Linked DNA regions of Mus musculus: region 2 is linked to region 1. Evidence: chromatin loops called from intact Hi-C (ENCODE). Cell type or tissue: left cerebral cortex. All regions are shown on one strand.

The links. A loop is a pair of places that touch in the nucleus more often than their neighbours do. Peaks named below come from ENCODE experiments on the same cell type or tissue, not always from the same donor. Only the 100,000 strongest peaks of a DNase experiment are listed, where the experiment ranks them.
Region 2: it touches region 1 in a loop (1.8-fold over the local background); 2 of 42 quality-filtered maps call a loop at or near these places.

What each region holds. Positions count from the first base shown.
Region 1 is chr10:76,960,482-76,964,481 of GRCm38, reverse strand. Pcbp3 (poly(rC) binding protein 3) reads left to right here and starts at 2,535. Exons shown (of 16, transcript NM_021568.2): 1 at 2,535-2,734. Gm35664 (a long non-coding RNA gene) reads right to left here and starts at 2,341. Exons shown (of 2, transcript XR_380584.1): 1 at 2,307-2,341; 2 at 1,880-2,106. In left cerebral cortex, no CTCF peak of the experiment used is centred here; a DNase peak (open chromatin) is centred at 2,443; H3K4me3 peaks cover 1,761 bases; H3K27ac peaks cover 718 bases.
Region 2 is chr10:76,872,744-76,876,743 of GRCm38, reverse strand. The region is part of intron 2 of Pcbp3 (poly(rC) binding protein 3); the gene reads left to right. Among named protein-coding and RNA genes, the nearest start is that of Pcbp3, 87 kb to the left of the region's middle. In left cerebral cortex, a CTCF peak has its summit at 2,498 (motif pointing left); a DNase peak (open chromatin) is centred at 2,590; H3K27ac peaks cover 260 bases.

The sequences.
Region 1 (4,000 bases):
CAGCCTTTGGAAACTGTGGTCCCCCAGCTCTCTGGTGGCAGGGACATGTGCGGCAATCTGGAGGACCAAGTGCTCAGAGACTTCCTAGGGCTTGGTCTGACATCACAGTAAGCAGATGATAATTACAAGGTTCCTTTGCTCCCCACTCTCCACACCCCAACAAGATACCATGGAGTTATTTATAAATGCAAGCCCCCGGGTGCACTTCTCCTGGGAAGGACCACGCTGACAGCTACTGGTAGTGCTAATGGAAGGCAGGAAGCCTGCATTCGGAGGGGATGCGGGACGTGTGGAGGGAGGGTAATGGGTCAAGCAGCTGCCACACAGCCAAGGGGCGGGGCTGCCTGCCCTAGCTCTCAAAGATCTGCTGGGATATGGAAGGAAGAGCCTACTCAATTGTCTCTCGTGTCAAGGGTGGGGCTCCGAGATGAACCGCTTTTTCTCTTCCCAGGGTTGGCAGGAACTGGAAATAATTGAAAGTTGTTAGGGTCCAACACACTGCCTTGAAAACACTATCATTACTCTCCTAATGACTAAGTGTGTCTTCCAGGAGGAGATGTAGGCAGCTGAGCCCTCCCCCCAAACCCCACGGCTCCTGGAGAGTAGAGTAGGAGGCTGGCAACCTGTAATCTGGAGGGGGGGGGTGCTTCGACAGAGCCTAATGCAGCTCCAGCCTCCGGAGCCACTGTGCAGAGCCCAGGAGGCCGATGGCCCGAGCTGATCCTGGAGACACTTTGGATCTTAGTTCAAGTCCTGGTTTAGGTCTGGGTACTGCTGCTGGGTTCAATGTCAATCCCTTGTGTTCGTCTCCTAGGGGAAGTCCTTGTCTCAGGGACTCCTAGCATGCTACCTGACATGCCCTCCTCCAAATTTCCGCCCTCCTCTCTACCATAGCACAGGGCTAAGGTGTAGTAATGTGCGATAAGGCTGTCCATATGCTCTCTAGATTCTCCAGGTAAAGGTTCGTGATTTGCTGCAGCTGCACTTAGCTGCTGGGTAAGGCTTTTGACAGCTCCTGCTTGCCCGGACCCAGGCCCTTTCTTTTCAGAGGTTGTCATTGAATCACACAGGTTATGTTTGAAGACAAATAAGAGCACACTCCTTTCTGACTCATCGATCCCAAGTGACTACTGTATATGTCTGCTACAGGGGACCAGGACTTTTCCCTTCAGAGTGGATTCCAGGACATCATACTCACAGGACTCTGGGCATTCCCAAGAGCTACTTGGTTACTATGGTGAGGTTTCAGACCTACGGAGTCTTCCTGACTCTACCATAGAGATCGTGATTGTAACAGGTGGAGGGATGAGGGGACAGAGCTATGTATACACCCCTTTGCATGTATGATATATCGTTATTGGCACCGAAGTGAGTCATTGGTGGGTTTGAGGCTCAGGGCGGGATGAGTTTTGTCATCTCAGCTAGAATGTCACCCTCAACCCACTTCTCTGCTCACCCGTCTGTTCATATGACAACAAAGAAGCAACTCTGTTTCCCAGAGATGCTTCTCGAAAGTCTGGAGGTAAACATGTGGATCACTCTCTCCACCTATGAAGGGCAAAGCTTGATTTCCAAGTCCAAAGAGGCCTTCTCTGGCTGGTTCAGGTTGCTTCAGGAAGCCAGGAAGGATGACCCTGGGCTCCTGGGTATCTAGGTACTGATGGAAGGCAGAGTTCCCAGGACTCGCAGCTTCTATCAGTACTGGAATTACAAGTTGGCCTGGTTCCTTTACCTTCGTGGTGTGCAGAAAGGAATAAGCCTAAGCTAATAGAGAGCAATCAGATGAAGGAAGTTTAGTCCGATGAAAACGATAGTTAATTGACACAAAATAGAGCAGGACACCTCTGAGGAAAGGTGCACAAAAGATAACAACAACAACAACAACAACATGACATGTTTTCCCACAGCCACTACCACAGCCAGTTCTTCCATCGGCTTTGAATCGCTTGTGGACAGGTGTGCAGGCCCAGAACCTAAACACAAGTTCTACAGTCTGGGCTGTGTTGGCTTTCAAAGGCTTCCAAGCAGAGAGGGGCACCCGCGAAGGGCTGCGGTCAACGGATCAGGCCCACATAGTCGCGAAGGCTGTGGGTCCAACTGACCTCCCTAGAATATCAGCGCGTGCGAGACTGGGTGTCTGCAGTCTCCCGCTAGCTGCGTGTGCCAAACACTTGCAGAGGATGCAGGCCCCGCAGCCATCTCACAACCAAGCATCCACTCCCTTCCCTCTAGCCTTCTGGAGGCCCCGCCCCAGGCCCGGCCCTGGCCCCGCCCCGTACTGTCCCCGCCCCCGCCAGTTGACTAACCTTTCCAGAAGCCCCGCCTCCTCCCAGCCCCAGAGTGGGGCCCCGCCCAACCCTAACCGCCCTTCGACGCTAAACGGCTTCTAGCCGGAGAGCTTTCCGTGCCCTGATTGGCTGTGATGGTCACCGTTTCGCAGCTCCATTGGCTCCCGGCGCCCGCTTTCTCAGGCCCTGCCCTTGAGCGGGGGCGGGGCCAGAGGCGGCGGGCTGCGCAGGAGTGGCTGGTTGCACGGAGGGGGCGGGTCCTCGCCGCGCGCAGTGCTTCGGCCAGAGCTCGAGGCGCTGCTTACCGTCGCCTGAGCTAGGAGACGCCGCGGCCGCCGCTGGGTCGCATCGGGCTTCGCGTCGCGCCGTGTACGCCTCCTCTGCCCCACCCGACCGGCAGCATAGGCTCTACCTGGTCCGCGGCCTCCCTGTCCGCGGCGGGGCAGGTGAGTGAGTGGCGGCGGGTTGAAGTGTGTGTGGGGGGGTCCAGCGCGGAGGTAGCTCGCATGCCGCGTCCCAGGCCGGCCGAGACCCCTCCAAAGGCCAGAGGACCGGACAGTTCGCAGTCAGAAAACTTCATTCGAGCTGGGGTGTTGGGGATCCTGGGGGAAGGGTTGAGGTTGGCGATCTCAGTACTAGGGCCGGGATCCTAGGCTGAGGCGAGGGTCCCAAGCTGAGGCGAGGATTCCAGGCTGAGGTGAGGGTCCCAGGCTGAGGGCGGAGGTCCTGGGAGAGAATAGGGGGTACCAGGTTGAGGGCGGGGGTCCCGGGCTGAAGGTAGGGGTCCCAGGCCAAGACCAAGGTCCTAGGCTGAGGGCGGGGATCTAGGACTGAGTACCGAGCTCTGAGGGCTCAAGGCTGAGGTTCCAGGGCTTAGTGCAGAGTCCCAGGCTTAAAGCAGGGTGGGGGTATCCCAGGCCAAAGCGATGGTCGGAGGACTGAAGATGGGAATCCCAGAGGCATGTGTATCAGGCTGAGCAAAGGGTCAAGGGAAGCAGCTTCCCAGGCTGTGACCGGGGTCCTAGGCTGAGGCAGGAATTACTTAGAGAGAGGGAGAAAGAGGTGGGTGGGTGGGTGGGGAAGTGTGGGGCCGAGGGTCGGGCTCCCGGAATAGAGTAGTTCTTGATAGCCCCTTGGGCTTGGAGCTGGGGCCAGAACAGGGTCCTAGACAGAAGTTTCCAGTGAGGGGCTCACTCTCCAGCTCTGCATGGTCTTGCCTGTTCTTGGATTCAGGCACGGCCTAGGGTCCTTGTGAAAGTCTGACGGTAACTGGCCCTGGCCTACGTCGGGGGTCGGGGTAGAGCCACTCAGGAAAACCCAGGCCTCTTTACTCCCTCCCTAAATTCAGAAGTTGTTAGTGGGCACATTACGCTGCAGGCTTTCGGGTCAACACACAATAGCTGTGATCTCACTGGGACTTGCAAGGCTTAGACGGATGTCTTGTGATTGAGACGAGCTGGGGAGGAAAAAAAAAGGAAGCCCAGAGGATGGATGTGGGGCGAGGGCAGGGTGCGGCCTTTTCTCCTCTCCCCTCCACCGTGGTCTTCTGTTTTCTTCTTTCCTCTCAGTTCTCCTCAGGTTTTCCCCGCACCATTCATTAGAGCCTGAACAGGTAGACTAGACAGGCGCCGGTTCTCAATCTCTCTCTCTCTCTCTCTCTCTCTCTCTCTCTCTCTCTCTCTCTCTCTCTCTCTCTCTCTGATGGCCGTATT
Region 2 (4,000 bases), 88 kb after region 1:
GACAGGGTTTCTCTGTAAAGTCCTGGCTGCCCTGAAACTCACTCTGTAGATCAGGCTGGCCTCGAATTCAGAAATCCACCTGCCTCTGCCTCCCAAGTGCTGGAATTACAGGTGTGCGCCACCACTGCCCGGCGGGAGCATCTTATTTTTAAAGAATTTTGAAGTTATGCTTTTTTAAAGTATATGTCAAGAAGATGGCCATTGTGCATCAAGAAGGTACCAGGGATAGGAGTCCTTTCAAGGTGTGCTCTGTGCAGGTGGCCGTGGGGTTTGGGGACTAATAGGGGCCATTCACTTTGTCCTAAGTCATACACCCTCAAGAGGAATGGGGATGTGACCCCTCAGAGAGGTGGAGAGATCATGCTCAGAGGTGGAGTCTAGAGTTTGTGGGGAGCAGGAGAATGTCTTTGACAGATCAGAAGTCCTAGGGGAGGAAGCTGCAGGGAAGGGGTGTGTGTGACTTTGAACCCCTCTGATGACCACAATAGGAAGGTGAAACAGCTGAAGGAGGTCCCCAAACCAACTGGTATCAACCAGATGAAGTTTTTTTCTTTTTTCTCCATAAACATTGCTTTTACATTCATTTTATTGTATGGGTGTGGGGGGTATGTAAGTGTGCATGCCACAGTGCAGGTGTGGAGGTCAGAAGACAGAGATTTGCTTCTTTTCTCTCTTATGTGTTCTGTGGGCCAAACTCTTGGCTTCAGGCCTGGTAGCCAGCATCTCTACCAACGGAGCCATGCCACCAGCCCATGATGGTTTCCTTCTTTGATGTATTAGTGCTAGGTAGGGAAGCACTGACTTTCCCCTGCTGGCCCAGCTCTGCTGGCCGCTCATTCTCTGTGGTTTCTGTCTCTTGCTGTGTCCCCATAACCTTAGAGCTGAGTGGACTCTAGATGGGCAAGGAGGAAGGTGGGACTGAGGGGAAAGTCATTCTAGGAACTTGGGGTCCAAGGTATGTTCCCAGGTGTCAGTATCCAGAACCAGCCGTATACTGTTGATACAAAACATTGCTCCATCCCAAAGTGAGTAAGAGCTAGTTTATTCTGAGCCAAACGTGAGGGGCCGTGGTACAGGAACAAGGTTTCAAATAGTTCTGAATGAGCTGGACTACAGGACTGAATATGTGCATTCTCTCCCTCTCCTCTCCCTCCCTCCCCGCCCCCCTGCCATTTTTGAGGTGGAATTTCTCACTAGCTTGGGAGCTCAAATAGGCTGGTCTCGAGCTAAACAGAACAAAGGTCATGAATCAACTCACTCACTGATTTCACTGAGGAGGCAAGCTACAGGCAGCCATGCAGGTGAGGGAGGAGGCTGCTGTCGGTTTTACATTTTACCTGAACACATTCTTAGCTTTAGTGTTGGTGGGAATGTGATCTGCCAAGAACTAGCTCCAAAGGTTTTCTGGGATAGTCGAGATGTGATGTTAGGTCAGATGCAGGATTGGGCATTAAATGGCTACTAAGAAGAGTAAAAATAGCCCCAAATAACACTGGCTCTTGATCTGTGATCTGTTATGTTCTTTTTTCCCCACGGACATGGAGTTTCTAATCAGCTAGTCTGCAGAATCTTCAAAAGAGGCGGAATCCTGTTTGGGTAGTATGACGATGAGTCTCCATGGTGGGGCAGGTGATTGGGCCAAGTGTGCTCTGGCAGACTGCCCCGACCTCTGCCAAATCTGTGTTGCCATGAAAGAGGGCAGAAGGTCTTGGGGGAAGACTGTCTGCCACAGGTGAGGCCTAGGATATATGAGAGTGCTCAGCTGAAAAGGGAGGGGGGGTATGGAAGCATGTGCCCAGGCAGGGAGAGCCAACCAGAGCTCTTACTGTTTGAAAGAGCGATCTATAGCTGGGTATAATGATGCATGGCTTATAGTAACAGCATTGGAGCAGGGGTGGGAGTTCTGAGGCAGGAGGATTATGAGTTTGGAGGCCAACATGGGCTACATAATGAAATCTGTCTTAGAGAAACAAAGGGGTAGGGGAGACAAAAGGAAAGCCTGTTAGCAGATGCAACATCAGTACAGTATTGTTGACATCTGCCCTAGCAAACAGACTTATCTAGGGGAAGCTCTGTGTGTGTGTGTGTGTGTGTGTGTGTGTGTGTGTGTGAGTAGAATGCTGGATCTTCTGTGTAGAAAGGGCCTCAGACCAGTTAGACCAGTGGAGATATGAAGATAGGTAGTTGTTACATACCAAGAGGGTCAGTCACTCCTTTCAAAGAGCAGGGTAAGGTACGCATGGCTTGGAGGCTTTGGGTCTCACTAGCCAGCCATGGCTGACTGAAGTAGTCCTCTCCCTATACTGATGCCTCCTTAGCCAGCAGGTATCCTGCAGTTTCCTGGAGCTCCAAGGAGGCTTAGCCACCAGCTGGTGAGATGTCAGGCAATCGTTTATTTCTTCTTTCTCTTATTAGTCCTCTGGGCCTTCTTCACTCTGCCTTTCCTGTCATAGGATTCTAGAGTGTGTTTTCCTCCCAGAGACTCGGCTCGGACTGCCATCTGCCGTTGAGGAGCTGGCTGTTTTTTTTTTTTTTTTTTTTTTTCCTTCCTTCCTTCAGGATGAGATGACTCATGTACCCCTTACTGCCTGCTGCCAGACTGTCTGGCGAGCCCACAAGACGGAGACAATGATTGGAGCCAGAGAATCGCTGTAGCCCATCGTAGGTGCGTAGGGTGGAGAACTGTTTCCTCTAAGACACGTTGAGACAAATGCTTGGTAGAGATGCTCCGCAGTTTCCTGCCATGCTCCTAGGGCTGGGTGTGAGGTGAGGAGCAGAGTGAGGAACATTGTTTATGAGGTGATTGTATCATACTCTTAAGTTCCAGCTCAGGGCAGCTGATGTCCCCTGGCTCTTAGGAATGTCACTCAGGGTGGACCCAGGATGCTAATTTCCTGGTCAAACTTTCTCATTTTATCACCCCTCTTACCTTGGGTCTTGCTTTTTTTCCCTACAAAGCAATAGTATATATTCGTTGCTCTCTCCTATTCCATGGAAAGAACCATACATACTGTATTAATTGGTCTTAGATGCTGCCTTGGCTTTGCATATGAAGGGCAGACAGCAACAGGCCTCAGAACCTCTAGACTTTAGCATAGGAGGTTTTCAGTGTATGTATGAGGGGTGGTGAGGGTGTGAGGGTGGTGAGGGGTGGTGAGAGATTCCTGGTTTCCTGGTTAATTTCTCTTCTACTGTGTGAGACTTTATCTACAGCTGTGCCCACTTTGTTGAGATTCCTCCCACCCCAACCCCTGCTTGTGGCCTAGTTTTTTCACAAGCTGGTGAGGGGACTGCCTGTTACGCCTACCCACTCTGTGAAAGGTCTGGGTCTTAGGCCAGACCTAGTAGGTTCTTTGTAGTTAGAGAGCTGTTTCGAGAAGTGCAAGAGCAAACTTTGAGTCTGGGAAAGCATGGGATCAGAGCTCTCTGCTCAGAGCCCAGCTGCACTAGGAGTCAGTTTTCAGCCTGGGAATCCAGAAATTACAGACTTTTCCTGGAATCACTCTGTGACCTTGGCTAGGTCCTTTCCCCTGCTTTCCCACCTCTAGGATGTACCTGCTCAGTGCCCTAGTCCTGCATGGGCAGGACTTAGAGGCTATTTTAACTGCTATAAGATAGTGCGGGGGCCAGGGTCAGCTTCTTTCTAGGAATAAATATATGGCCAGATGGTTTCCATAATGAGTGTAATGTTCCAGGCAGAAGTTCCTCACTGTGACTTCAAGGTCTTTGATTCTCCTATTTTATTACCAAGGTAGCAGAAATCTGAGATGAGTCAGCATTGGACAGGCACAAGTCCAGACTCTGGGCTTCGTCCCTTCTCAACATCACTGTTAACTCAGAGAAGTCCGGAATGCACTCACTGTGGCTTGTGCTGGGGCTAGGGTTAGCATCCGTGTCTGCGGCCTTGATCAGGGACACGTTTCCTTCTCTCCAGCAAGAAGTGCAGAAACCCTGTGCGATGGGGCCAGAGAGACGTCCTTGGGTTGTCATCACCATCATA